2 separate regions of the Mus musculus genome follow, and region 1 is linked to region 2. The links are chromatin loops, found by intact Hi-C in ENCODE. Cell type or tissue: left cerebral cortex. All regions are shown on one strand. Links, peaks and the distances in the headings refer to the core of each region. The heading gives the core; the rest is flanking DNA.

The links. Hi-C counts contacts between places; a loop is a spot of excess contacts. Peaks named below come from ENCODE experiments on the same cell type or tissue, not always from the same donor. Only the 100,000 strongest peaks of a DNase experiment are listed, where the experiment ranks them.
Region 1: a loop joins it to region 2, with 1.8 times the contacts of the local background. A loop is called at or near these places in 2 of 42 quality-filtered maps.

What each region holds. Positions count from the first base shown.
Region 1 is chr11:86,284,604-86,287,527 of GRCm38, reverse strand. Med13 (mediator complex subunit 13) reads left to right here. Exons shown (of 30, transcript NM_001080931.2): 20 at 638-1,094; 21 at 2,196-2,415. Brip1os (BRCA1 interacting protein C-terminal helicase 1, opposite strand) reads right to left here. Exons shown (of 7, transcript NR_130959.1): 4 at 2,257-2,458; 5 at 621-1,087. Among named protein-coding and RNA genes, the nearest start is that of n-TQttg2, 24 kb to the right of the region's middle. In left cerebral cortex, for the core only: no CTCF peak of the experiment used is centred there; a DNase peak (open chromatin) is centred at 1,551.
Region 2 is chr11:86,435,798-86,438,721 of GRCm38, reverse strand. It overlaps Gm26439 (a small nuclear RNA gene), which reads left to right and starts at 1,307; the gene lies at 1,307-1,412. In left cerebral cortex, for the core only: a CTCF peak has its summit at 1,667 (motif pointing right); DNase peaks (open chromatin) are centred at 995 and 1,687; H3K4me3 peaks cover 777 bases; H3K27ac peaks cover 385 bases.

The DNA.
Region 1 (2,924 bases), core at 238-2,737, 150 kb after region 2:
CACTTAATCCAAAGAGATGCAATACCAAATTACTGAACCTAATTAGACATTTCTGAAAATTGAACCTCATGATAATATCCCTCCATTTTGTATTTTAGTTAGCTATCAATCTAGACAGTATTTCTTCAACTTGTGATTTAACAATAGTTGTAGTGGTTTGATGAAAAATTGCTACATACTTATACACATTTGTTGATGTATTCTAATTTTTTCTTACACTTATTACTTGTGTCGGGATATATGCCACTGTGAACCAGTGGAAATCAGGACTACTTGGCAAGGTTGGTTTTCTCTTTCCGCCTTGTGGTTTCTGGGGGTCAACTTAATCACCGAGCTATCTTGTTAGCTTTTGTTTACATTTAATTTTGCCTAAGAAATAGAATTTTCTTACATTTCATACTGACTATTTAAAATTTGAATGAAAATATGGGTTTATTTTTATAATTAATTTAAAACATTTTTTCTTTTTTTTAAAGTTTCTGGGAGGGAGTAGGAAGTTAGTTCGTGCTGCACTGTTAGTATAAAGCAGTTAAGGGAAGATAATCGCCATAAAAGTGTCAGCTACATTGTTATTTCTATAGAAGAATAAAAATAAGTCAGTGAAATCAAGAATTAAATACCCGTTTTTGTTCTTTAGGTCCATATCTTGCTTCTCAGCCGTTGGACAGCTCTCTGCTCTCCCAGCCAAATTTAGTTGCCCCTCCAAATCAGTCTTTGGTTACTGCACCTCAGATGACAAATACTGGAAACGCTAATGCTCCATCTGCCACCTTAGCATCTGCGGCAAGTAGCACTATGACAATGACTTCAGGTGTTCCCATATCTACTTCAGTTGCCACAGCTAATTCAACTTTGACCACAACTTCATCTTCATCATCTTCCAGTCTGAGTAGTGGAGTATCATCAAATAAACTGCCTTCGTTTCCACCCTTTGGCAGTATGAACACTAGTGGTACAGGATCCATGTCTGCACAAGCAAGTACGGTTCAGAGTGGCCAGCTAGGAGGACAGCAGTCGTCATCTCTGCAGGCAGCAGGAATATCAGGGGAGTCAGCTTCTCTTCCCACTCAGCCACATCCTGATGTGTCTGAAAGGTACCGTTAAATATTAGGATACTTGGGGTTGAAAGATAGTTAAGTAGTATGTAGCATATGTGTTTAGCATGCTTGAAGCCTTATGTACAATGAATGAATAAGTATAAAAAAATTAAGTTTGTGGAAATACAGAATCTATCGACTCTTTATCTAAGTAAACAGTGACCTTACTGTGGAATTTAGTTTAATCATGGTAATTATTTTACGTATGAAGTTATAATAAAGATTGTTTTTAAATTTTTCATCATAGAATCACAGGGTTGGTGTTTAGATCTTAAAAATTATTCAACTCCAGATAGTCCTATGATTGAGTCTGGCTGTGTCATAAGCAGATGTAATTGTTTATGCATATTACACAACTGGTTGCAAAATCTCTGTGTGCCTGCCTCTGTGTGCGTGTGTGGGGTGTGCGTGTGTATATCTGCGTGCATGTGCTAGAGTCTCACTGGAGCTGGCACGTGCGAGGCATGCAGCCTTTCACTGTGCTACGTACGCTTCAGCTCTGCTTGGGAGGCTTTAGACTCTGAATCCCAGCTCTGTCCTTGACTCACTTTGTGATAAGGAGAAGGTCTAACATTGTTAGCATTGCATCCATATCTGTAGTATGGAAGCAGTTCTACACGCTGCACAGCAATTGTGCTAATGGTAATGGATCTCATTGTTTTTATATAAAAGTCCTGGGGAAATTCCCTTATCAGACAGTCTGATGCTCATTGTTTCTCTGCTTCCTAGAATGCAGTTGTTTACAAATTCACGCTCATAAATATGAGGTAAAAGTAGACTATTATCTGAACAGAAAAACCTGGCTTCTGTCTGGACTAGCTCTGTTTCTAGGCAGGCTGCTGAGCATGACCAGTTACTGAGATGCCTGTCAGAGAGACCTTTAGTCTCTTACTGTTAAGCTGCTTGAGAATTCTTTCTTTTAAATGCACAAAGCCTCTTATTTGAAGGGATTTCATATGGTGTGAAGTGTAAGTATCCTGATTATCAGAGAGGTTTTCTGATGCCTTGCCCCAATAAAAGAGGGATGTAAGGATTCACTTTGGTGCTGTACCAGGCAGACATAATACAACATTGTTCTCTTTCTACTTCAATTTTTAGCACAATGGATCGTGATAAAGTGGGGATTCCCACAGATGGTGATTCACATGCAATTACCTACCCTCCTGCAATTGTTGTTTATATAATCGATCCTTTTACATATGAAAATAAAGACGAGAGCACTAACTCTTCTAATGTATGGACTTTGGGGCTCCTTCGATGCTTCTTGGAAATGGTCCAAACTCTTCCTCCTCATATCAAGAGCACTGTTTCTGTGCAGGTAAGGATTTCTTCATGTTTCAGAGTTTCACAGTTGTTTTTCTCTGTTCAAAATAATTTTGTTAAAAGACAGGTTATATTGATTTCACTTAAATATTATAATAGGAGTTTTAAGAGAGTTTATAAAAGATAAACTTTATAGTTCTGGGGGCTAATTAGATGGCTTAGCAGTGAAGTGCTTGCTGCTCTTCCAGAGGATCCAGGATTAGTTCTTTCCACTCATATCTGGTGGCTCATAGCTGTCTGTAATATCAGCAACTTTCTGTGGGTACTGTTATATACATGGAATACCCACATAGAGACAGACACATGAAATCTTTAAAAACCTTGATTGTCATTCTACAATCATGAGAAATACAATTATATTGGCTGTAGGTGGTGTGTTTCTAACTAATTCCATGAAGCTGAGGCAGTAGGATCAGAAGTTGCAGGCTAGCATCAGTACATAGTTCCAGACTAGCCTGGGCTATGTAATAAGATGTTTGTTAACCTCCTAACACCACCTCCTCC
Region 2 (2,924 bases), core at 335-2,834:
TCTGAGCTGCCTGGAGCATTCTACCTCAGGTGGGAGCTCCTCTGCCTCTTGCTATTTTGAGAGAGGGTCTCACTTTGTTTGTAACCCAGGCTGACCTCAAACCTACCAGCCTCCTGTCTCAACCTTCCAAGTGTTGGGACTATAAGAGTCCACAACAGACAACTTAATTTTTGCTTCTTATTCCGTCTTCCCATCCTCACAGCTGACGAGGCAGCTAGCTCCTTCTGGTCCTCTCCTGGTTTCACAGCACAAGCAGCTTCTGGGCACAGACAGCACTTTGAACAGCATCTGCTTAGCCCAGTGTCTGGCTCTTCACACTGATCAAATCACCACGTGGGTGACCAGTGGTCTCCCAGACTCGAGTTACAAAGCCCCATTTTACCAGCAACATCTCAAAAATGGTCCAACATCTCTGGCAGAATAAATGCTATCTATAAACCATAATCTAACACTTAAGCTGCAAACAGGATTTCAAAATGAAATTGTGTTGTATATTTTAAGAATCACAATTCACTGAAAGGAGAACAAAGGGGGCAAATTTAGGCTTAGATTTGATGAAAGGAAGAACACTTAAAAATATAGATCATATGTCGGACAGGTTACTAGAGACTTGCCTTCCTTGAAAAATCTTTAAAATTAGAACCACAGGGCAATAGCTCAGCATCAGGGAACTGCATGTGCAAGGACCTGGTTTGATCCCCAGGGCTTGGAGAAAACGAATAAACAGTCATTTATCTTGAACCATTTGGCCACAAACCAGCTTGGAAACACTATCTGAGGAAGGTACATTTCCGAGACTCCCCCTGCGAACCCTTGCCTCTCTCCGCTGTCCGTATACCAGGGCATCAGGGCATGGCAGGGATAACAAAGTTGGCGGAGGAGGCAGAGGACGTTAGCCGCACGTGGGATTATTTTGCCGCAGAAACGGAGAACTGGCTGCATTGCTGTCAGTCCACCAACTGAGCAGTTAATGAAAGCAGGTGGCACAGTACAGTCCTTCGGCTCTTTCTAGAATCCCGATGAATCAGATAGCTACCCCACCCCCCAAAGAGAGGCTGCGAAGCTGGGATTCCAATCTGAAGATGATTCTGATCAGGGCACAACAAAGATGTCTCTTTTCTCCCTCCCCCGGCATGTCCAACGAGTATTCAGAGTCTGAAACACTCAGCAGTTTCAAAAAGTGAACCACCGTTGGGAATCCTACGGGGATGCATGTACTGGCACAAATGTCGTGATATATTGCATAAACGGACGTGGCTCTGCTTCTCTCCGGTTTGATTTATTTTTTTTTTTTTTAATTATTTTAGTGCTTGCCTTGGCAGCTCGTTTACTAAGATTGGAATAATACAGAGAAGATTAGTGTGGCCCTGCAAAAGGATGGCATGCACATTTGTGAAGTGTTCTATAGTTTCATATGTGCATGAAGCAACAGTTAATGAAAACGGAGGCCATGAATTTGGAAAAGCAAGGAGGGGCATGTTGGGGTGTGTGTGTGTGTGTGTGTGGACGGAGGGGAGGGAGCTGGGGAATGATGCAAGATTATCATCTTATAGCATTGGAGACTTTAAAACATACTTATTTTATTATTTGTGTGTGTGTGTCTGAGAGAGAGAGAGAGAGAGAGAGAGAGAGAGAGAGATGGGTGTGCAGGCACCCACTGAGGCCAGAAGGGGGCTCTGGATCTCTTCGAGCTGGAGTAAGGCATCTCTGAGTCGCGTGAATGATGTGGGTGTTGACATCACAACTCTGGTTCTCTGATGGGGCAGGGAACACTCCTAACTGCCTCTTTCCAGCCTCTCAATTTCTTTGTTCTTTTCTTTTCTTTTCTCTCTCTCTCTCTCTCTCTCTCTCTCTCTCTCTCTCTCTCTCTCTCTCTCGTGTGTGTGTGTGTGTGTGTGTGTGTGCATCCTTATTCATTTATGTGAGCATGGGCATGTATTTGAACGCTGTGGGTGGTCAGAGACAACCTTGGATGCTGGACCTTGGTCTCCACCTTGTCTGAGACAAGATCTCTTTGCTGTAGTTCTGCTGCTTATGCCAAGCTACTCAGACTTTCGGTTTCTCTGCTCTCCACATCCCTAGTGTGGACCTGTAGGAGCCCTGAGATTATAGACACTTAGTGCGCTAGTGCCTAGCTTTTACAGGTATTCTATGGAGTTCACGGCTCAAGCTTTCCTGACAAGCATGTTTATGTACTGAGCCATCTCTCCAGCCCTCGTTAGTTAGTTAGTTAGTTAGTTAGTTAGTTAGTTTGCATGTTACCCAGTCTCCTTAGAGTTCCCACTGCTCTCTTCCTCTGCTCCTGGGGACTGACTACAGCATCAGGGTGGGGTAGGCAGTGCCCTGACCTTAGTCATTGGTCCTCATTAGCATCTTCCCAGTGTCCTCCTCCTATCTGATTCCTCAGTCTTTGTCCAATAGCGTTGTCTGACCGGGAAGTTTCCTGTACGGCCTCTTTCTACTTTGATGACCCATTCTTCTGGGCTGTACATAAGTAGGTGGGGTGCCGGAGTCTATCTGCTAAGTCAGGGTGACACTCAGGTGTTTACCAAGCCTTTTATTTCTCTGCATAACACAGAGTCCAAGAGGTTGCTTCAAGGTTACTTCTGTCCTACCTGTTGAGTCTCACAACCTAGGTATGTCTGAGTGGCAAGTGGGGGCTCTTGAACCCCCATGGGCTCTGTCTGGCTCTGCATCATAGGTTCCTCTACTCTTGGATTCTTTCTTTCTCTCTTTCTTCTCTTCCCTTCCTTCCTTCCTTCCTTCCTTCCTTCCTTCCTTCCTTCCTTCCTTCCTTTTTTTTTTTTTCCAGAGACCTGCCCACCTCTGCCTCCCAGTGCTGGCATTAAAGGCATGCACCACACCTGTTGATCCCTCGTTTTAATGACTACCGTCTAAGCCTTCTTTGCCGCTAATTCCTCATC